Regions from separate parts of the Mus musculus genome. Here regions 2 and 3 are each linked to region 1. The links are chromatin loops, found by intact Hi-C in ENCODE. Cell type or tissue: left cerebral cortex. All regions are shown on one strand.

Evidence for each region. Peaks named below come from ENCODE experiments on the same cell type or tissue, not always from the same donor. Only the 100,000 strongest peaks of a DNase experiment are listed, where the experiment ranks them.
Region 2: it touches region 1 in a loop (4-fold over the local background); 2 of 42 quality-filtered maps call a loop at or near these places.
Region 3: it touches region 1 in a loop (1.8-fold over the local background); 10 of 42 quality-filtered maps call a loop at or near these places.

Annotation. Positions count from the first base shown.
Region 1 is chr9:66,916,338-66,924,337 of GRCm38, reverse strand. It overlaps Rab8b (RAB8B, member RAS oncogene family), which reads left to right and starts at 4,633. Exons shown (of 8, transcript NM_173413.3): 1 at 4,633-4,828. The coding sequence starts at 4,705. In left cerebral cortex, CTCF peaks have their summits at 2,057 (motif pointing right), 3,652 and 6,429 (motif pointing left); DNase peaks (open chromatin) are centred at 4,231, 4,558, 5,534, 6,728 and 1 more place; H3K4me3 peaks cover 2,056 bases; H3K27ac peaks cover 1,267 bases.
Region 2 is chr9:66,970,387-66,978,386 of GRCm38, reverse strand. Lactb (lactamase, beta) reads left to right here and starts at 2,903. Exons shown (of 6, transcript NM_030717.1): 1 at 2,903-3,346; 2 at 3,603-3,669; 3 at 7,021-7,211; 4 at 7,451-7,805. The coding sequence starts at 2,996. In left cerebral cortex, CTCF peaks have their summits at 3,555 and 4,514 (motif pointing right); DNase peaks (open chromatin) are centred at 1,064, 2,331, 2,918, 3,409 and 1 more place; H3K4me3 peaks cover 1,660 bases; H3K27ac peaks cover 3,400 bases.
Region 3 is chr9:66,861,412-66,869,411 of GRCm38, reverse strand. It overlaps Rab8b (RAB8B, member RAS oncogene family), which reads left to right. Exons shown (of 8, transcript NM_173413.3): 2 at 5,929-5,989. It overlaps Gm40528 (a long non-coding RNA gene), which reads right to left and starts at 3,715. Exons shown (of 3, transcript XR_870875.2): 1 at 1-3,715. In left cerebral cortex, a CTCF peak has its summit at 4,681 (motif pointing right); DNase peaks (open chromatin) are centred at 4,492 and 5,731; H3K27ac peaks cover 2,093 bases.

The DNA.
Region 1 (8,000 bases):
CTTTTTGTTTTAAGGTAGCTATCCTGGTTGGCATGACTGACTGATGTTTGTTTGTTCATTCATTCAATAGCGTATCCAGGTTCCTACCATGTGTAAAGTGTCCAGTGGGGTATCCTGGGGATTCAAGAAATTACTGAAGTCTCTTTCCTCGAAGAGACCCAAGATTGAAGGGGAGAAGACAAATTAGTATACACATTATTCCATTACAGAGAGAGGACTTACGTCACTGCTGAGTCATCAAAGAGGACAGTGACTATGAAGGACATCTTTGTAGCCCACCGGGACAGCTGTGCTCAAGCAATGGCAGAGGGCCAGGCCCCAAGAGTAGCTGGCTGGAAGCTTCAACATGGAGGTTGCCAGCTCATGGCTCAGAAGCCCCTGGGCCTGAATATCCAGGTTCCTGTAAGCACCTAGGTTTTTGGAGAATGCATCCAAGGAGAGGGGGAATTCCCAGCATGGCCAATTTCTACTTTGTCTACAGGTCTCACTCCACATTTAGTTTCTCTTAAGAAAACATTTCTCAAAGTCAAGTGTCATGGATCGACACATCAACATTCTTAGGCTAGGGAGATGGCCGAGTGGATAAAACACAGGGCACGTGAGCGTGAAAGGCTCTATAGCGTCTGGATCTCCAGAGCCCACACGAAGCGGGATGCAGTATCAGTCATGTAATCCCAGTGTTCACTTATGACCAAGTGGGGACGTGAGAATCCCTAGAAGCTCACCTGTCAGTTCATCTGGAATATGCAGAGGTGAACAAGAAGAGACCCTGCCACAAACAAGATGGAAGACAAGGACTGTTACCCGAGGTTGTCCTCCGATCTCCACATGTATACTGTGGCACGCAGTGCCCCCAACATACACACAAATGTGTGCATACACATACACGATGTGCATGCACACACATTTCAAAACAAATTCTTGACTTAGGCTGACATTTTGCATAGAAGATACAGTGTCTCTCAAGAATGCCATAGTTGTTTTTGGTGGGGAGGCCTTGCTATCCAGAGAATAACTACTACAGGAGATAGTAATACCTTCAAATGTATAAAACATGGCAATCTTGCTTACTATTATGAGCAAAGGCAACCAGCCAGGAACAAGAGAATACAAAAAACAAACTCAAGCTCTGTCAAAACCATCCTCAAACACCAGATCCCTTTTCAGTATTGGGATTATACCATGATTCAGTCACCAGTAAGGAAAGAATAGCTTTTTAAGGTCAGGAAGAGAGATTGTTCAGGTCATGAAATACACACAGGGCAAACTCCTGAGATGTCTCTGTTCAGTTTTCATCTACAATATCTACAGTACAGAAAGCTGTAGTCAACATTTTCTTAATCAAGTTGAGCGTGCTGGTCAATGCTCTCTATAGAGATGGATTGAGCGAATGGCAAGAAGCATGGGTCTGACTGTCTTCCTTGAATCATTGTGATGTGACATTTTAGAAGAGTCTCATCCAGTTGAAAAATGATGTCAACAAAGAATCTGTCACCTGTTGCCCCCACTCTACAAACATATTCACAATCAAACCTTTGAGCAAATGGCTTGCATCAGTGCTACCCATTTACTATCACTGTGAATTTTGTCTTTAATACACCAGTGTATAAAATCTGAGAATTAATAATGCATAATGAAAAGAAAATCTGATTTTTAAAAAAAGTCAAACAAAATGCTTGAATAGTTCACCTTGGTATACAAATGTAGGATTAGAAAGTCCCAATATTATACATAGGTGGTAGTATAAAAATACTGAGGAACTGAAAATATGACAGAATTTTTTTTTTTAAATCCCATTAATTAACAAAATTCCCCTAAGGAAATCTAGGGACTTTAAATTTCCTAACTTGCATTTCTCTTCTGAACTTAGTTATTTACTATATAAATATGTCCCTTTTCACACACACACACAAACTGCCAATAGTTGAAATAGTAGGACCGAAAGTTATTTCCTTAAAAAAACTTTTTTATGTATGGGTGTTTTGGCTATATGTGTACCACATGTGGTACCTGTCTGTGTACCATGCCACATGTGTGCAGTGCCCAAAGGGGCCATAAGAGGGCATCAGGTCTCTTGGGACTGGAGGTCTCTTGGTGGTTGTGAGCCATCACATGGTTGCTGAGAACCCAACCAGAGTCCTCTTAAAGCAGTCAGTGAAACTTAGCATTAACCATTGAGCCATCTCTCCAGCATTCCTCCCACCAAAGTATATCAATAGATAAAAATCCTTAAAAAGAAGAGGGCCAATGAGGTGACTGAACACACAAATCTGATGACCAGAGTTTGATCCCCCAAATCTATGTAAACATGAAAGGAAAGAACAACCTCACAATATTTTCCTGATCTCTAAACATATGCCATGACACAAACCCTGCCCCCATTACATACATATACACAATAAAGATAAAAAATGATTTAAATTTAAAAATAAAGTTAGGAAAACTCCAATGGACTTTGAAGACTTCTTTCCTTCTGTTCAATGAATGAGGACCAAGGAATGGACCTGAGCCATGGACCATTCAGACCCTGGTGAAGCCCTACTCAGAGGCATGCTTCAGAATTTGGCTTGGGCAAAGAAGCTTGATTGATGCCAGAAGGCAGGGATCCCTTCTCCAAAGGGAACTTAGTCCTTCCTCAGAACCATGACTTTGAAGGCAGCTTTGACCTAAGGCATACTCTAGACATTAGATATTAAGTTGGCAAAAGTAGCTGCTGCCCTCTGGGCATTGTGTGATCAATAAGTATGAGCTAATGATACCTTTCATCTTCTCTCTACACTGGAAGTGATGGTCAATATTAGGAACAACTAAATTTTCTGCTACAATAGGACCAGACATGCAACATTGCTGATATTGTACATGAAGTCACAGGCATTGTTGAATCTTAGAAGAATTTGTCAATGTGTTCAATTAACTGTCCAGTTTTTTTATTATTATTCTAATGATTAACTCCACTGCTTCCTGTAACAACCTCTGCTAGAAGGTATTTCCTTGTCTCTAAGGTAAGTTTTGTCCTAGAGGGTTTTAGATAGTTTGTTGTCAGGCAGGGCCCCTTTAATACTCTTAAAAATGGAGGCATCCAAAAGAATTTTTGTTGGTGTGTGTGTATGTTAGGACAGTTGGTATTTAACATATTTTAAATTAAAACTGAAAAAGAAGCAGAGATGAGACAGAGACTTCTGACAAGATAAAGCTCCTGGTCCCCCTTAGCCACTCCTTCCTCATGATCTGGATAGTAAACCCTTGTCTCACAGGGGCTTGATCTGGCTGGGTTTCTGCCACTTGCAGATAAAAGAGCACTGAACAATAAAGAATTAGTCTAGGGTAATAAATAATGAAGGCTTGAATTGAATACATCAAAGTGCTATTTCCTCCCTTCCTTTTGCCACCCATTAATTGAAAGCCTCCTGAGGAGTGATAAATTTAAACGCAACTAACACCTACACTTCACAGCACCTTACCAAGTTTCAAAGTGCTTTCACACTCAGTATTTAATTTTCACTACAACCTATGAAGTAGTTTGTTTTTCATTCGTCTTTACAGATGAGAAAACTGAGACGTGTCAAGCCTGTGAGACTTCACACAGCTGTGAAGTGGCTTAGCAAAGACTAAATCCAAATCTAAATCTCTACATCTTCTATGGCCAAAGTTCCCGTCACCTGTCTCAGGTGGCGCTATTTTATAAGCTGTTCGTAGCACAAGCCTTCCCACATCTTTCTTCTCTTCTCTTCTCTTCTCTTCTCTTCTCTTCTCTTCTCTTCTCTTATCTTATCTTCTCTTCTCTTCTCTTCTCTTCTCCCTCTCTCCCCTCTCTCCCCTCTCCTCTCTTTCTTTCTTTCTTTCTCTCTCTCTCTCTCTCTCTCTCTCTCTCTCTCTCTCTCTCTCTCCCTCCCTCCCTCCCTCCCTCCCTCCCTCCCTCCCTCCCTCTCTCTCTCTCTCTCTCTCTCTTTCTTTCTTTCTTTCTCAAGAATTCATCCTCCCGCGGTGCGCGAGGCGGTATCTATGAAGCAGAGCCTCTAAAATGATCATCGCATTTGGCTGTGGCCTGTAGTTCAGAAGGCACAAGTGGGAATGAAATTAGCCCGCTAACATCACTCCTTGAGCTCTATAATTGAAGGGCTGTGGAAGGGGGCCTAGGAAATGGGCGGGAACGGGAGAGGCTGGGTAATACTCTGCAGCTAATTCACAGACTTCGTGAACCTTTGCATCTCCAAAGAAAGCTTGCCGAGCTCCGGGTTCAGGCAAGTAGATGAGCGAACTGCAGGACTTAGATTCCGAGGTCTTGGATTTGAAAGATGCCCATAAACAAAGAAACAACAAAGTCAAGTTCCCTTGGCAAAAGAAGAGGAGTTTGAAACGAAGCGTCTTTTCCCTGTAAGGATGGAAAGTCTTAACACACCACCCTACATCACTCAGATTTGTTATCCAGGGAGGTTGTTCGGACAGTTTGGGCGAGGCACGCCCGCGGCTCTCCCAGAGTACTACAAATCCCATAAAGCCTCGCGGGGCGGAGGGTGATGACAAGGCGCGGGCAGATTGGCTGGGACGGGGAGGAGCGAGCCTGTCGCCTCAAGAGGGTGGGGCGAGAGGCGGGGCGGGGCGCGGGTGGCTTGGCAGACACGCCCCCTCGCCAGAGGCCCCCCCTCCGCGCTGCTTTCCACCGCCTCCTTGCTCTTGGCGGTCAGAGAGGGCCGGAGTGAGAAGATGGCGAAGACGTACGATTATCTGTTCAAGCTGCTGCTCATCGGCGACTCCGGCGTTGGCAAGACCTGCCTCCTGTTCCGCTTCTCAGAGGACGCCTTCAACACCACCTTTATCTCCACCATCGGTGAGGGAGCGGCCGCGGCCCGGGACGGGAGCTGAGACGAGGGGGGCGGGTGCCTGGGGGCCTGGGAGAGGGCACGCGAGGGCTTGGCGACCGGAGAAGGGGACCCCGAAGGGCCGCGGAGAGGGCAGTGAGAGCCGGAGAGGCTGAAAGGGACGGATGGGGATGCGGAACTGCGGACGGACGAAAGGGAACCGGAGCAATCGGAAACCAGGGGTGTTGGGGACACGAGGGGGCTCCGGGGCGGCGGCGGCAGCGGCGTCCCAGAGGGACGGAGTCGGGGGAACACAGGAAATCGTACGGAAAGAGAAGGAGGGGAGGGAGAGTGAATACGAACGTGGGTTAGAAAGACAGGAAAGAGGAAGGAAATGTGAAGAGGGAAATGAAGGTTTGAGGACTCAAAGAGGGGCTTCAAATGAAGTAAAGGGGCAGAGGACACCAGGGACAAGAGAAGTGAGACTAGGAGGCGGTCAACAGGGAATTGAGGGGAATGACTGACTGAATGATCAGGAGGCAAGCGATAAAACGACATTGACTCTAAAGGTGTGAACAGAGATGCCAAGAGAAAATGCAGAAGATTGTAGGTGGGAGAAGGACTCAGGAGGACCCGAGGGCGACTTGAGGCTACTTGGTGGAGAAAGTGAAGGCGAGCTGAGTGTTAACTAGAAAGGAGAAGGGGAAGCAGGGGATGCAGTGCAGGGGTTGAGAGATCAGAGAGGAAATGGAAAACGCGGGGCTCAGGACTTTCCCTAGTAACTGGGAACGCTGGTTTCCATTTTCTCTTGACATCTTTGAATCGAGATTTAAAAAGTGACTAATGATGGAGTAATGTCTACGGGGTGTTAAAAATCTTTTGAGTGTTTATAGGAATTAAAGGGGCTGGGGACTTTGGGAGATGATGTGGTTAGAAGAAATTTATTGTTCACCGCCTTATTCCGTGTCTTGGGAAGCAGCAGTAAGTTTCTCAACTTTGTAAATTCTTGAGCTCGTGTAGTTGGTAACATCCAAGCCAAGTGATTGACTGTACATTCCGCCTGCCTCCCTGTGTAGTTTCCTTTGATTCTAATTACTTTGTAGGTGAATCATAACATACTGTATATTTCCCAATTACTTCTAATTGACTCAAGAAAAAAATTTCTCACTCTTCACTGGGAGCTGCTCTTGTATCTTCAGTAAAAGACATTGTGTGCAGGTAAACAGGATCTTTAAGTTGTAAACTGAAGAACACATCAAAACTGCTTTTAAACCTTCAGTAGGATGACCTTAACATTATTTCCTTTGTTAAATAGCTGCAGTCCAGTGGCCCACTCACTCATCAGCTTTTTGGTTGTCTGGCCTCTAATACTAGCTTATTTAAAGCATTTTTCAAATGGCTTTCCAGGTGATCCACAAGTAATGGGGAACTAGTGTGTTGACAATAAGTATGTCAAAGGGGCTGGAAAGTTGCTATGGTGGTTAGGAGGATTTGCTGCTCTTACAGAGGACCCAGGTTTGGTTCATAGCACTCACTTGGCACCTCATACTGCCTGTAATTCTAATGGAATACAACACCCTCTTCTGGCCTCCGTGGGGACTAGACATTTACATGGTGTACATACATTTATGCAGGAAAAAAACCTTGAATTAAAAACAAAACAAAATCCGTGTTTAAATATTTGTGGCATTTGAAAATAGGTGACATTTTAAAAGTAGGTATCGAGCACTTTCCAGTGTAAGTATTGGTAAAGAGTCTCCATGGTTTATTCTGATTTTTTTTTTTCCTACAGACTGAATGGAAATTTGGGTGTTGTGATATCTGGGCTGAAGGAAGTTTGAGTTGCGAGTTCTTGGCAGTTAGTCTTGAGTGGGACTTTTCTGAGGAAGCAGATTTTAAATGTCATCTCCCTTCTCGAAAGTGTATTTGTAAGAGACTTGGTGCAAGCTGGTACAGCTGCTAAAGGACATTCATTTCTGGTATCAGTTTCCAAGCCCCAAAGGACTCTTCTTCAGTGTTGACTGCATGCTGCAGCTCAGCTTGGAAAGGACAGTTCCTAAGAAGTTAAGGGTGGGGGACAGTGTCTGTTCCACGTGCAAACTTCTCAGAACTTTCCTCCTGCTTCAACTTTCACAACTGAGTAAGTCTGGGGCAAGAGAGACGGCTCAGCAGCTAAAAGTACCTGCTGTTCTTCTTGGGGACCCAAGGTTAGATCCCAGCACCCATAGCAGGTGGCTCACAAATACCTGTCAGCCAGCAACTCCAACTCTAGGGCTCCTGACTCCTCTTCTGGCCTCTCTGGGCAGCTGCGCTCACACGTAGACATCTCCCACCCAGGCGCACACATGGGCACATAAACTTTTTTAAAAGGAAAAAAAATGAAAAGAAAGTGACTAAATCTCACTAATACAGCATGTTAAATTCCTTGGATTCCTCGGCAGTAGATTTACCAGCGCCCTACTCCCCCCACATTTCTTGTAAGGACCTTTTAACACTATCTTTTAAAAATCACTTTTCTTGGCTAAGGGTTTAACTGAATTATATAGTATATGCTTAACATGGACGAGGCCTTGGACTTAATCCCTAGCCACCCCACCCCAACAGATCTCTGTGTGTGTGTGTGTGTGTGTGTGTGTGTGTGTGTGTGTGTGTAGTGTATTACATTTCACACTTTAAACGTTACATTTAAAACATTAAAGCAGGTACCCTTCGACAGCTGAGATTAGGAGGTATATATACATGGTGAGTCTCATGTGAACTCTTGGTCTTTGTACCTTCTGTGTGGTGAATGTGGTGAATATAGTGTCAAGCTATGTCTTCAGTTGATAGGAGGAGGGAAACTCCCATATCTTTTACTTAGCCCCAGAACTCCAACAGGAAGTGGTAGCAGACAGCCAGAGAACTTATATACCTGAAAGCAAAATGCTGTGTAGTTGCAATTACGCTTGAACAGTCGGGTGAAGTTCACACTACTCTCGAGAAAAGTTCCACAGACTCCTGACTGGCCACAAGCACAGTTTCTAGCAGCAATGTCACTCCCGATAAGCTCCACACCACACCTCCATTATGAAGTTGTTTCAGTGACAGTTGGTGACCCTTCTTTTCCTATCATAATTTAAGTGTCCATTTGTGTAAAGTCCTGGGCTTTACTGTGACTGAGCTTGACAAGGTCTTCTTGTAGTACTGCTGACAAATTTGATA
Region 2 (8,000 bases), 54 kb before region 1:
AAAAGATGTGTAAATAGCTACTGACCTTAACAGCATCAGCTCTCAGAGGAAATGCAGGGCAAAACCTCAGTGAGATCCAGTTCCTGCCTGCTGGGGTGGCTGTCAGCAGGAAGCTGGAGCTGGGCCAGTGCCTTTATTCTCAGCACTCAAGAGACAGAGGCAGGTGGATCTCTGAGTCTGAGGCCAGTCTGGTCTACATAGTGAGTTCCAGGACAGCCAGGGCTAAAAAAAGAAAGGAGAAGAAAAAAAGAAAGACAGAAAAGAAGAAAGCCAGTGCTGGCAGCTACACTGAGGAACTGAAACTATCATGCAGTGCTGGTGGGCAGGTGAAATGCTGCTTCTGGGAGCGCAATTAAATACAGAGTTATGCAATGGCTCTGCACTCCACCTCCAACTATAATTTCTAAGAGAAATGAAAACCTGCATTATAACAAGACATTGTGGTTGTCTGTAGCAGTTTCATGTTCAATGGTTGAAACTAGAAAAGGCACAGTCCACTAGTAAATGCATAAACAAACTGTTATAGCCATAACTGCAGGAATATCACACACACACACACACACACACACACACCTACCTAAAATGGCCTGAAGCAGATATCCTTGTAACTACAGTTACAAAATGCAAACATTTTGGAAAGAACATTGATTGTATCATAGTTCATTCATTGGCAGCTGCATCCATCTTTTTCTTTCCCTGTGGTGATTTTAGTATTTCTCCCTGTGTGAAGGAGCAGACATCCCCACGACACAATAGGAGGGAAAATCTAGTACACTTTCAAGTTTTATCTTTTTGTATATGAAAACACATAAATAATAATAAAATAGAAGAGTGGGCTGTGGGTGCATGCGCTGACACCAGAATAATTATGCTGGGTGAAAGGAGGAAGGCTTTAAAAAGAATATGATTCAAGTCTTCATGGATGAAAATTCTAGAAAATGAAAACTTCTGATCCTCCTGCTTCCACCTTCCAGGCGCTGGAATTCTGGGCATGTGCCACCACACCCAGTTTGTGTGGTTCTTGGGATAGAACCCAGTTTGCCAGGCAAGTACTCTGTGAACGGATTTATCTCCCCCGCCACAGATAGTCTTTTGAAAAGGAAAGTCTCTTATAATTAGCACCTGCAATCAGACCAAAATTCTGTTCCTCTGTGTTCCTTCTCTCCAAGCATGTCTGTGTGCTTGTCCCTGCAAATCAGAGTGGGCAGCCCTTTCTGCTTGGAGCTCCTCACTGAGCCTTAACCGCTCAACTCCACGAACCTCACAGTGAATGCACGCCTGAAGACCTTGCTTGGAAAACAAGGATCTATTTCTCAGGGGCCACATTTTGGACAGGACCGACGGATGTGTGTGACAAAGCCAGACGCAGCTGGACACCAGACCGTACTCCATAGCTACGCAGGGCAGAGGAAGCGGAGCTCCATGGGATGTGGGCAGAGGTGATGGGGTAGGAGGAGAGAGCGAGCGGTGACAACTTGAGCTGATCAGGAGTGTGGACAGTCACAAGAAGCAGAAAGGGTTTTGGTCCACATGAATCCACCCATTTTGCTATTTGGCACTTATGACGTGAGGCTCCTACCCTCTGCCACAGACTGGGGGACAGGAGCTCTGTTTTCCAGTGGTGGTTGGAACAAACAGTAACTGCGTTTGGAAACTCTGATCTTTCTCAGGCAGGTATTTTGAAGAAAGATAGGGTCACTCTAGCAACGCAGCCTTGAGCTGTGAGAAACTGTGGAAGAGTTTCCTACTCAGGAAGAGAACTGAGAGTAGCCTGGCTAGAGTTTGCTTCAGAGAACAGGACTGGGTGTGGAAGGGCAGCTGTAGCGCCCAGTGGACCCTGGCCATGTAATAATACTAGCTGCAGCTGCATCCATCGCACCACTGGGAAGCTGATTCACCGCCCACGCCTCTGATCGTAGAACCCTTCAAACCCTCTGACAAGAGAGGAAGGCTGAGAAGGTACATTTCTGGGCCATCACCTGACAACTCTGTAGATTTAGACAAATCCCTTAGCCTCCCTTTACTCCAGTTTCCTCATGGAACTGATGTCAGACAACACAACCAATCTCCAGAGCAGTTACGATGATTAATGTTTGCTAGAATGATTGTCACTGGGCAGGAAGGCGAGTCAAGACATAAAATTCTCCTAAAAGAATGAAAAAAACCCACATCAGGTTTGCTTTTTCCCACTTTTGTGTGTGTGCATGTATATACATGCATATTAGCATTTGCCTGAGAACGTCCCAGACTATGTTGGAAACCATCTATAATTGCGCTTCTAACTTTGGATTGAGGCTGGGTTTCTCAATCCGTTACAGGTAGGCGCCATGCCCACTGGGCATTTTCACCCGGATACTGGGGATTTGAATTCCAGTCCTTGTGTTTGCATGGCAAGTGTTTTAACCACTGTGCATCTCAGTCAAACAAAGGGGCGAGTGTTGTTAACATAGGCATAAGGTGGCAAGAGGGTGTTGCTGTGACAGGAGACTTGTCTAAGGATATCATGTGTGTTGTGAGAGAGAAGAAGCATGGAAAAGGAGAGAGATGAGGAGGAGAAAAGGAAAAGAGAGGCTTGAGGGACAGGTAGAAACTAAAGTGGGAAGGAGAAAGAGGAGAGAATCAGAAATAAAGAGAGGGAAAGAGAAAAGAGGATAGAGGGAGGAATGTGGGATGCGAGAGAAAAAGAAAACAAGAGAGGGAGGTTAGAGCTAAAGGGAGAGAAGAGAGAGGAAAAGGAGAAGATAAAAGAAGGAAGAAAGATATGAAAAAGAGGGAGGGAAAAGAAAGCAAGAAAAGGAGGGGTGGAACCAAAGAGGATTAGTAGCCAGAAGGCTAGAAAGGAGACGAGGACCAGGCGCTCGATGCGCTCGTCGCTCACCCACCCGGCCTTGACTGAGAGGTACTGTAAAGCCCCGCCTCAGCCCCGCCCCCTCGTCCCGCCCGCCGCGGGCCAAGCCGGAGCAAGCTAGGAGGCAGCCGGCTCTGCGGAGGCAACATGTACCGGCTCCTGTCAAGCGTGACAGCTCGGGCTGCGGCCACCGCAGGCCCAGCCTGGGACGGAGGGCGGCGCGGGGCGCACAGGCGACCGGGCCTGCCTGTGCTGGGCCTTGGTTGGGCCGGCGGCCTGGGGCTCGGGCTGGGGCTGGCTCTCGGCGCGAAGCTGGTGGTCGGGCTGCGGGGCGCCGTCCCCATTCAGTCCCCCGCGGACCCCGAGGCGTCCGGCACTACCGAGTTATCGCACGAGCAGGCCCTGAGCCCGGGGAGCCCGCACACGCCTGCGCCGCCAGCAGCCAGGGGCTTCTCCAGAGCCATCGAGAGCAGCCGCGATCTGCTACACCGGATCAAGGTGCGGGCCCAGTGGGCGTCAGGGCGGCGGCTTCCGTTTTTCTGACTGCCTGGCCGCGGGCTGACGCTCTTAGGGCTGCTCAAGTAGCAGCTGAGGTCACCGGTCGCGGAGGGGCCCGCCCCTTCCCCTTTAGAGTCCTGTGCACTCCGACGGCCAGGGCAATCGGAGCAGAACCATTGCCCTCCTGGTGGGCGGGACCGCAGAGTGGGCGGAGTCAGTCTACTTTTGAACCACCAGGGTCTTTCTTTTCTCTTAGGATGAGGTTGGTGCCCCCGGCATCGTGGTTGGAGTTTCTGTAGATGGAAAAGAAGTCTGGTCAGAAGGTGAGTTCAGCAGGTAGCCCATTTTGTTATTGGTAAAATAAAATACTGATGTTTTACAGGTTGGAGTTGCAAAAAGTGGCACATTTGTAGAGACAATGTATCCCTAGAATAATCAGGCTGTTTTATTTATCACTGGAAAGTTTAAAATGTAACTAACTGGGCTAGGAGTATAGCTCAGTGGAAGCTCACTTGCTTAGCCTCCATGTGTGAGGGCAAAATAAAGTAAATAATTAAATTGTGTGACTCAAGTACGTGGATGTGTTCAAAATGCTGTTTCTTCTCCCAGTTTACTCTTAAGAATTGGTCTGAAAATGGAATGTAGAACAATCCATTAAATTACCACTATTACATATTAGATAACCCTTATTAGTAACTAAAATGTCAGTTTCTGCATATTTTTATTCTTTCATTCTGTAATTTTTTTATTCCCCACTTCTGTAAAAGGCACTATACCAAGTATTAAGAATACATGATATCCCTGGTCCTTAATGATTTACAGTTTATTATTACATTTACTAGACAGAGTGTTACCTGTTTTGTTTTTAACGACAAGCTTGAAGTGGTTTGGGATGGAGCTCAGTTGGTGCTTGCTTTTGGGTACAAGTTCTGGGTATAATCCCTTGCACCACATAAATCAAAGTGGTATGGACCCATGATCCCATTCCTCAGGACGTAGAAGCTGGAGGATCAGAAGCTTAAGGTCACATGATGTGTGTGAGGCCAGCCTGAGCATGTAGAGACCCTGGCATCCATCCCTCTCCAAGGTTAGAAGCTTTGAGAGAGCCATTTAAAAAAAAAAGAAAAAAGATTTATTTATTTCATTTATATGAGTACACCATAACTGTCTTCAGACACACCAGAAGAGGGTGCCAGATCCCATTACAGATGGTTGTGAGCCATCATGTGGTTGCTGGGAATTGAACTCAGGGCCTCACGAAGAGCAAGTAGCCAGTGCTCTTAACTGCTGAGCCATCTCTCCAGCCAGAGAGAACCATTTCTATTCTTTTTATGGTAAGTGCATCAAAGTACCATTTCTTTGATTATGACTTCTTATATTCATAACTTCTCCATTATGAACAAATTGCTCCAGTTCATTACTTGGGTTTTATTTATTTATTTATTTGCTTGCTTGTTTGTTTGTTTTGTTTTGTTTTGTTTTTCAAGACTGGGCTTCTCTGTGTAACAGACCTGGCTGTCCTGGAACTTATTTTGTAGAGCAGGCTGGCCTCAGACTCATAAGAGAGCTGCCTGCCTTTGCCTTCCCCAGTACTGGGATTGGAGACTTGAGCCACCACACCTAGCTCATCACCTAGGTTTTTAGTGAATGATATTTCAGGCATTATTTAAGGAAAGCAGTAGTTTCAGAAGATGTTGCTGAAAGTGGTAGGGTCTGGGAAAATTACACTTCACTTGAGTATATGTATATTTTAGTCAACATAGTTAGTTTATGAAAAAATTTAATATGCTGGGCATGGTAACACATGCCTATAACCCTAGCACTGAAGAGCTGAGGCCAACCTGGGGTACATAGTGGAAGATCCTGATCCAAAAAGCCTAACAGGGGCAGGGCTGGAGAGATGGCTCAGTGGGTAAGAACATTTGCTGCTCTTGCAGAGGGTCTGGGTTTGGTTCCTACATGGTGGTCACGACTATCTGTAGCTCCAGTTCCAGAGGGTCTGACACTCACTTCCAAGCCTCTATGGGCATGCGCATTATATGTATGATTGTTTGGCCTGCATGTATGCCTGTGTACCATGTGCATACTTGGTGCCCACAAAGGCCAAACTTTACAGCCTGAGGTCAATCCCAGGGACCAATACGGTGGAAGGAGAAAATCGACTTTTGCAAGTTGTCCTCTGATATCTATAGGTGCATGTAATACATACATACACACACACACATACACACACACATACACACACACATTGGGGGGATTGGGAAGAGGGAAAGAAGGAAAAAGAGAATAAAAATAATTTTAAAAAGAATTTAATAAATGCCAGCTTTCTAAATAGAAGTTTTATACAAATATTTTTACATTTATCATGTATTCTCTTCATACCTCAGCTTTTTATATTTCTTACATCTAAATGCATACTTTTATACTGTACAGAAGATGAAAACCAAACTTTTTTTCTAGAAGACGCTTTTAAAAATTAATATATTGTTTTTCCTCTGGTTGCAGCTGCATTGAGCAAGTGGTTAGGGAACTCGACATATTTTTGTATTCATTTTATTTGCTGGCTGTTTTAAAGAATTCAGCGAAGATGCTCAAAAACAGAAAACTACAATATGAGGAATTATGAAGAATGGTGATGTTTTCTTTAAGGAATGTAAATTATTTAAAGTGTAGACTAGCAAGCATGGTTATACGAATCTGGCTACAATATCTGTCACCCCAATTTTGATACCAAAGTCTATATTAGGGTTCTCTCAGAACTTATGGAATGAATCTCTCTCTGTTTATGTAGAAAGTGGATTTATAAGAATGGCTTCCAGGCTGTGGTTGGCTACTCCAACAATGGCAGGCTGTGAATGAAAAGTCTTAAGATTCCAGTATGTGTTCAGTCATCAAAGCTAGATGTCTCAGCTGGTCTTCATTAAATGTTGGAGTCCCAGGAAATAGGCTCTAATGGGAGTGAAGGATGGACTTACTCGCAAGCGGAGAGCAAGCAGGCAAAGAGCAGAAGTGTCCTTCTTCCATGTCCGTGTAAAGGCTTCCTGCAGAAGGCATAGCCCAGATTAGATCTGAATTAAAGATCTGGATTAAAGGTGTGTCTTCCTATCTCAAAGATCTGGATTAAAAGTAGGTCTTCCCACTTTACTTCAAAAAGCAGAAATCCCTAATGAGTATGCCTTCTATTTTGCATTTTAATTCCAGATGTGGTCAAGTTAACTACCAAGAATAACCATCACAATACTTGTAATCCCAAACTGAGTTCAAGGCCAACCTGGGCTATGTAAAAAGAAGTGTCATCATCATATTGTTAAGCTAATAGTATCTGAAAATATTGACTTAATAACCAGGTAAACTCTAGTTCAGCTATAAACACACTTACAATTGTCAGTATTGATAAGACTTTCATCCTAGCCGGGTGTGGTGGCACATGCCTTTAATCCCAGCACTTGGGAGGCAGAAGCAGGTGGATTTCTGAGTTCGAGGCCAGCCTGGTCTACAGAGTGGGTTCCAGGACAGCCAGGGCTACACAGAGAAACCCTGTCTGGACCCCCCCCCCCTCCAAAAAAAAAAAAGACTCTTATCCCAGCTAGTCCAGTGTCTTAAAAAGAAATACCTAGTGTATTTTAATTGATACAATTTCAGTGTCAGACTTTCTGCTTTTATTTCCTTTGAAGGTTTAGGCTATGCAGACGTGGAGAACCGCGTACCCTGTAAGCCAGAAACGGTCATGAGAATCGCAAGCATCAGCAAAAGCCTCACCATGGTGGCTCTGGCTAAACTGTGGGAAGCAGGGAAGCTGGATCTGGACCTTCCTGTGCAGCACTATGTTCCCGAGTTCCCAGAAAAAGAATACGAGGGTGAAAAGGTAGTGACACTCACAGCCTGTTTTCCCACTCGTATGTTACACTGTGTATACCAGAACCCTATTCTAAATATTCAATAGAATTCTTTGGCTTGTTTTTATTTCTTAGATTTCCTGTTCAGTCTATATGATAATCTTTTGGCTACTTTTCTGTGAGCCTTCCTTCCAAGGCCCTTGTTGGCTTGTTTGCTACAATTTACCACTGTCAGTGAAGTTGTGTGGTTTTTGTTTTTTGTTGTTAGGTTTCTGTCACAACAAGATTACTAATTTCGCATTTAAGTGGAATTCGTCATTATGAAAAGGACATAAAGAAAGTGAAAGAAGAGAAAGCTTATAAAGCCCTGAAGATGGTGAAAGGGACCCCGCCACCATCTGACCAAGAAAAAGAACTGAAAGAAAAGGGAGGCAAAAACAACGAAAAGAGCGACGCACCGAAAGCCAAAGTCGAGCAGGACAGCGAAGCCAGATGCCGCAGCGCGAAGCCAGGCAAGAAAAAGAATGACTTCGAACAAGGCGAATTGTATTTGAAAGAAAAGTTTGAAAATTCAATTGAATCACTAAGATTATTTAAAAATGACCCTTTATTCTTTAAACCTGGTGAGTCCTGACTCCTCCTCCTAACAAAGTTGTTATTGTTGAAGTTTCATTTTTCAAAAAGGTCAAGATGTTGCTTGCCATTCTGATGGCTTTCAATCAGGTTAATGATTGCAGTGGGCCAGTATAGTGCCTGCATTGTGTGTGCCTGTGTGCGTGCATTCGTGTGTGTGTGTGTGTGTGTGTGTGTGTGTGCAC
Region 3 (8,000 bases), 55 kb after region 1:
AACAATTTAATCTTTAATCCATCATGCATGAGTCTTTATGACTGATGAAATTCCCACATTTATCTGGGCCCATTTTCTTAGCCATGAGAACAAACCTGTGCTCTCCAGGATTCTTGCCAGGCCTGTGATTCTGTGGTTCTATTTCCTCTCCTGCCTTTTATAGTGAATAGCACGAATCAATTGTGAGCTGCCATTTCTATGAGAATCATTCAGAAAAAAAATGTCAAAATGAAAATGGCTTTGAGTCCCTTGGGAGTGTTTTTTTTTTTTTTTTTTTTACAGTTTGTTTCTTATGTTGTTGGAATAGATAAATACTAATGGGGAAGCCAAGTCAGTTTAAGACTATGAAAAAGAAAAATTGTAGTGGGTATATTTGAGCAGTGCAGCCTCGACCGGGGAGTCTGGTCTCCCAAGGTAGATGATGGTTTGGATTGCCAGCTGGATGAGCCTCCACGTTGCTATGAAGTAACTCATGAAGTGTTCTCAAGTCAGGGCAACACAAAGCTATCATTTTGAACATGAATTATTATATTATTCATTGCCAAAAGCTGATGCTCTTTAAAAGTCTATTGAAATCGGATGACTCTTTTGACCTTAAACATAGCTAAGCTCCTTCAGAAAGCTATGCTTTTTAGAGATGTAATAGCCCTCTTCAATCTTACTCTTTTTCAAAATGTTTATTTATTTTATCTGTGTGTAAAGGTGTTTTGCCCACACACCTCACAGAAACCTGTACTGTGGTTGTTGATGCTGGCATTTGTGGCAGCTCCTCCCCCTCCTCTCCACAGCTCCTTTGGGGAATTAGAACAGGCCAGGAGGGCTGGAGGACTGTCCTGGCTGTCACCATCACAGTTTAGCAGAGGTGGCATCAGAGTCTTGGATTGCCCATATCTTGCCTATGTATTTTCTGTTTCTTGATTAAGCAGTGGTTGAAGTGAACGTCAGAGAAGTACAGCTGGCACCAGTCAGTGGAGTGGACTGATATGCGTGTCGGCAGCATGACTCTGGTCATGGCTTACCCACGTCACACAGATGCAAATATGAAATTGTATTAATGATACAAATTTGAATATTATAAAAGATATGATTTATGCCAAGCAGGCTTTCCACTCTTGAGCTATTTATAGTAGCCCTGTGTACCGGGGAAGTAACTCAGCTTCATTATTGCAAGGATGGGCCTTAACCTGAATCTTGGGGTGAATTAGTTCAATCTTGGTAAGTCCCAAGGCAGTGGTTACTGCAGGAAGTAGGACTTAGCCCACCAGAGCATGATGTTCCAATGACAAGTCCTTGAGAAATAAGACAGGGGGCTGGAGAGAGAACTTATTAGTAAAGTTCCAAGTACAGGGACTTGAGTTTAATCCTATGTTTAAAAAAAAAAAAAAAAGCTGAATGTTGAGCTCCACATGCTTGGAAGGTGGGATTCTGGGGCTCCCTGGCCAGCCAGCCTCGCTTTCCTCTCCAGGCCAGTAAGAGAGAGGCTGGTGAGATGCTTCGATGGATAAAAGTGTTTACTGCAAAACCTGTCAACCTGAGTTCAGTCTCTGAGACTCAGGCAGCGGAAGGGGTGACCAGATTCCCACAAGTTGTCCTCTGATTCCCACTGTGGCATGCCCTACCTTCAATAAATAAATACAGGGATTTTTAAAGAGGTGACTCATGCCAGAGGATCTGCATTTTAGGCTGAACTCTGATCTTTTCACACACACACACACACACACACACACACACACACACTGATGTGCACCCACTCTATACATGAATACACATAAAATAAAGAGCTATTACTGGCATTTTTATTAATGTTACAGTTTTTCTCTTACCTAGCTAGTTTCCAAATACTTGAGACTGTTCTATTATATTTATTTACAGCTTTAAGGCACAGTAACTGAGCAGTACTACTTTATATTACTTTATTTTAATCCTCTAAGCTACTGTGGCTACCTCCCAGCCAAAGTTCCTGAGATACTTGCATTTTCTGCCTATCTCTGCTGTTTTCTCATGGTGTTTCCTAGACCCTCTCCTTGTAGCTGAATTCCTATTTCCTCTCTATCCTGCCCTCTTTAACTGGGAAGAAGTCCTGTTCTAGTCTCTCCCCTGCTCAGTTATTGGGTGATCAGCTAGCTTTATTGACCAATCAGAGAATAATTGGGGAACAAAAAACACAACATCAAGACGGGAGATTCTCAGAGTAAGGATTGCAGTCACATTTGGGGGCACCGAACACAGCATTTGAATCATACAAGGATAATCTTTACATTATGCCTCCAGAGGGGAGAGATGAAGGAAGGAAAAAAGAAAGGAAGAGTCATGAAGACAAGGGCATCATAAAAGGGAATAGGTAGCTGGACTGTTCTCTTCTCATCTTGCTTTTGTTGTCAGGAGCTGACATTAGTCAGAGGATAAACTGGAACCTTTAGAAAGGCAGAGATGAGGGAGGTACAGAGGAAAGAGCTGGGACCCCTGGACTGAGGGTCTCTGAACATGTCTCTGCTGGGCTTACTCTCTGAGTTAGCAGCTACATTAAGCTAATTGGAGTTGAAGTCTGTTACTTGTAGTTCAGAGTATCCTAACCAATATAATTCTATCGTAATTACTCTCTTGTCTCAGAAAAGGAAATATTAAAGTGAATGTTGGTTTTCTGCATTTCTATTGGTATTATTGTCAAGCTAATTATAAATATCTTCATTTTTAGGGGGAGAGATTTTATATCACTGTAACTATTATGAGAACACGCATGCTTGTCTGTGTTTGGGTGTGCATACATGTGTGTGCACTTGTCAGTAATATTAATACCCTTCGTTTCTAGTGAAAGATCCTGATTGTGTTTCCACGTTAGCTAACCAACTATACTCTGCAGCTAAAGCAATGCCAAATACCACCATTCACAAAGAAGTTGTTCTCTGACCTCCACTTCTGCTATGGAGATAGCTTGTTCCCACGCATATGTAAGGAAAGAAAGAAAAACAAGCTTTAAACAAATTAAATTTAATAGTGTTTATGAGCCCAGAATGATTCATGAGTCAGGTGGACCCCAGAATAGGATAGGTTCAGTGATGCTCCAGGGCTACCACACGGCTGGATAGCAGTTACAGGTCAGGGCAAATGAGATAGGGAGAAAGAAGCCCTCTTAACTACAACTTGGCATTTGCCTTATTTTGAACCTGGTTTGACTAAAGCTTGGCTGATGGGATTGACTGAGACCATTTTTTCCTTATAAGGCAAATCACTGAGGTAGCCTAGTGCTGAGTGAAGTTGGATTTTCCTGTCTCTGGAGCATCTGAGAATGGAGGCTTTCTCAAGCCACATTTGGTTGGGGTTAAGGAGGTCAAGCACATTTCACAGATCCACTGTCTCTCCATTTTGAAGCACGCACGCACCTCAGTGCTGGGTGATGTCTTCCTGATTTGTGAGGTACTCAGCAGAACTTGCAAATCTGAAGTCTCACTTCTCACCCTCCAGTCCTCCTCGCCACTCCTATTAGTGGGTTTTATTTCTGTGATGTGGCTCACTAGTTAAGAGCACACACTCTTCCAGGGGACTTGGGTTCTTTCCTTTCTTTTCTTGTTTTCTTGTTTTCTTTTCTTGTTGTTTTTGTTTGTTTGTTTGTTTGTTTGTTTCTGAGACAGGGTCTCTCTACATATAGCCCTGGCTCTCCAGGAACTCATCATGTAGACCAGGCTGGCCTTGAACTCAGAGGTTCACCTGCCTCAGCCTCCCAAGTGCCATAACATTTTTGAATGTTAGTTTTAGGAAACACTTACTGAATGCCTACTGAGTGTTAGGCATTGTTCTTTATGTGGGAGCTAGAAAGAGCTAAAGACTGGAAGAAGGATTTTTTGTTTTGTTTTAATTTATTGTACACTTGAGCTTTATGTGGCGTGCGCACACACACACACACACACACACACACACACACACACACACACCATGTCCATGTATGGACGTCAAAGGGCAGCTTTAAGGAATTCTCTCTTCCACTGTGGGATCCCGGATTGAACTCAGGCTGCCAAGTACTTTTTTTTTTTTTAACCAATTTGAGTCACATTGCCTGGCAAAAGAGGATCTCTATGGGTCATTGTTATACTGGATTTGGGGGTATTTTAAAAAGTCAAATGACAATAAAGACTGGTGTCTACACCTGAAACAAGTGAGGGCAGACACAGGTGCTATGGGATGCTTGCAGCACTAGTCACACTACTAAGTTTTGCTTACAGTTCCAACTGCTCCTGCAAAGCCAACTACCAGAGAGGAGGAAACAGGAGGCGTGTAACCTGGGAACACTGGTATCAGATTGTATTGCTCACAGTCCAGGGCCATTAGTGAGAGAGGAGAATGATTAAGAGGCTAGTTTGTTAGATCGGCTTGGGTGGGATTTTTGTGTGTTTCCAAATGCAGAAAGCTAAGAAGGCTCCCGCATGGAAAAGTACCACAGAGGGAAGAGGGTGAAATCCAGTTGGTTTATGCATATGCATTACTGAAAGCAGGAGCTGGGAAACGGTCCTTTTGGGTGCTTTCCACCTCCCTGTGAAGAAATATTATACATGGCTGCATGATACCCCTCCACACTCCAAATGCTGCAGTTACTGTTCAAGACCATTTATAGGACACAGTTTATAAATGTTCTTGAAAAGTATTGGAAACTGAGTTTAGTGTAAAAGGTAAAAGAGTGGGAAAAAAAACTAAATACAGCTGAGTGGCCAGAGGAGGGCGATTTAGTGCATTGCTGCCCAGTTGTATTTATCTCTGATCCCTACAGAAGCCCTTCCTCGTTCCTGGGGCTGGGGCTATAGCTCAGTTGGTAGAGTGCTTGCCTGTAGAAAGTCCTTGCTTCCCTGGCACTGCATAAACAGGGGTGGTGGAGTGGTGGTGCATGTGTGCAGTTTCAGCACTGGGAAGGGAGAGGCAGAAAAGTCAATTCAGGGTCATCTTCAGCTCCACAGTGACCTGAAACCAGCTTTAGCTAATGACACCTTGTCTCAAAAGTAAAAATGAAAATAAAGCCTGCTTCCCAATTAATGATAAAGCATGCTACTGAGACAAGGACTGTGCACTGCTGTGTGGTAGAGTCCTAAGTAAGTTTTGATTGTCACGGCTTGCGGATGCATAGGTGAAGAGATGTCCAACTTTTGAAGTGCCAAAGTCCTAAATGCTTTCCCTTTCTTGTCACCCTTTGGGCTTGCTGGGCTTTGGATTCAGTTTCAAATTACTCAGGGAGCTTTGAAAATCACCAGCTAACCAGACTAACCAGCTAAGTCAGTCTCAGGATTAGGGAGGAGGAAGGCCTAGTCAAGAGAGTTGTTGTTGTTGTTCTCTCTGGAATTCCAAAATGTGGCCAGGGCTAAAAAGCATTTTAGCCATTTCAGTTCTAGGCAGTAACTCTCAGGGAACATTAATTGAGATGTATATGGAGTCCCTGCTAACTGTATAAAATAGAATCAGCTTTCCCTCCCTGGACATCAAATGGGCAGAGTCTCATTTTCTTTTTCCTAAGTGGGCAGGTTCTAACAAAATAAATGAAGGGAGGGGAAGAAAATTGTTTTAAAGAGTCTCTACAGTCTTCTGTAGGGAAGGTTGGGGCACTAGGACTGAAAATATTGTGTGTATGTATTTCAGGAAGGAGAAAATATGTTATGTTCTCAGTCCTTCTGAATTATGTAACTCTGAAGGATGTGGTCCATTTGTGCCCAAATAATGAGGCCTGTAATCCTGCACTTCACATGTGTGGGAATGCTTTGCAGAGTGACTAGCATTCCTTTCTCCAGCCTGAATTCAGAGGAAACATGCCATTCACACCCTCTGTGCGCTCACATTTTCCAGTGCGTTGGAGAGCTTTTTTTTTTTTTCAATAGAAATCTTTGTTCCCTCCCTAATAAGACTTGGATTGAATTTAAGGAACTTAGCATATCCTTTTTTGTTTTCTGGCAGGAATTGATTTTAAAATCAGAACGATAGAACTCGACGGAAAGAAAATTAAACTTCAGATATGGTAAGTTAAGAAAAAAAAAAAATGAAGGCCTGTGGAATATCTCCTGGAATTGGAAGTCTAAGGTTAAAATGTGACTCAAGACATTAGAAACATCATCCAGGCATTCAGACCTTTCCTTTGGAAAACCAGAGTGGGAAGGAAGTCCAGAGCCCGTCTGTTCTAAGCTCTGGACAAGAAAAAAACCAAAAAAACGGATTCTCAAAAGCATACACTCCTTCATTGTAGTCACAGCTGTGACTCAGACACAGCAAAATGGTACAGACCCTGGGCTGAAAGTCAGGCCTGGGTCTGAAAGTCAAGCCACAGCCTTGTAAATTGAGGACTTTGGGGAAAGTACTTGCTTTTATGTCCATCCCTAACACAGTGTCACAGAACGTGTGAGACACTGCATTTATGAAGAGAGATGCTTTGCTTGGGCTCCCAGTTGGACCTAGATTAGGTGAGACCATTGGTTTGGGTCTCTGATGAGGGGCTGGGTGGCAGTGGCAGGGAGTGCTTGGCAGAGCATGGGGAAGGGCCCAGGGCCCTACAATCCACTTGAAGAACATGCTCCCAATGACCTCAGGACTTCCCACTCAGCCCAGCCCCCAAAGATTCCACTGCCCCGAAGACCAGGCCTTTAAGACCTGCAGGAGAAACTTCTCCAAACCATTGCACCTTCTCAGGCTCTGCCTTTTTTTCACTTATAAATGAGCCTGGATTGATGAGATTGAAGGTTCGATAGCTCTGTTATTTTATAATTTATCAAGTAGGGCCTATTTAATGGAGAAATAAGGAAAAAATAAGTACTGTGAGTTTTAAAAAATATTTAAACATTTTGGATACCAAATGTATCCAAGGTATTTGGCATACCCTCTATGCCCACCCTAAGCAGTTCTCCAAACGATACTATGTAGGCGTTCCATGACTTAACTCAATTCTGGCACTGTTCACTTAGAGATAGCATCAGCTATCAAAAGTCGAGGGCACAATCCCACAGACTGCCATATACTACGGATATGGATGCTACTTGCAAGCAGTAAGTTGTCACCTGTTACTGCCATTCACACCCCCTGTTCCATCACAGAACTCAGAGAAACACATTCAACCTTAAAGGTTTTTTTAATTATATTTGTGTGTGTGTGTATATGTGTGTGTGTGTGTAAGTGTGTGCATGTATATGCTGTTTCTAAATCAGTAATGTATTTGAGTCAAGGAAATATGATTAATCCATTCAAAGGTGCTTGGTTTCTCTGTTCCTCCTTGTTGCTGAGCACAAAATAAGTTCGTCACATTTCTAATGCTGATAGGGAAGAGAATAACAAGATCTGGGTTTGGTGTGAGTCTCATCCTGGTGCCCAACAGCTGAGACCTGCACTGTTTGAGTCTCACTCAAGGCTGAGAGCTGTTTAGTGGCAAAGATGAGGCCATAGTTCTCCTGAGCCTGCTGCATCTTTTACAGAGTAAAGATGATAATATCACCCACTTCACTCTGGGCTGTGGAGGCATCATGTTTGGAAGTATTTTATAAAGTAGATATAAATATGAAGATAATTGCTGTTTAATTGGCTATATTTCCTTGAACCTTTATCCTTTGGTGGGGTTTACTGTATATTAGATCTTTAATATAGTTCCACAAATCTCTCTGTTCTTTGCAATTAAATTGTATAATTTAGTTTATTTTAGTATCACAGGAAGTGAATTAGTTCCGGCTATAAATGGAAAATTAAAACAAATGACTTTCTCCCAATATCAAGGAGATTCTTCTGTGTGATTGAAGCTATGAATTTAATTAGAAATGCCCGTATTTCTTGGAGTGTGTCAGTGTGAAGCACACATGTGCTCCCCCTCACAAAGCCCTGGATTAATGCCAGAGACTGAACCTAGGGCCTTGCTAGGCCAGTGCCCTACTATTGAGCCACACTCCCATCCTAGAATCCTGCATATTTTAACGGTATGCCCTCAGCTCAAAAAGGAAGGGTAGCTGAAAGATTGTGTAATTCCAAGATGTTTATGTTTATTCTTTAGAAAC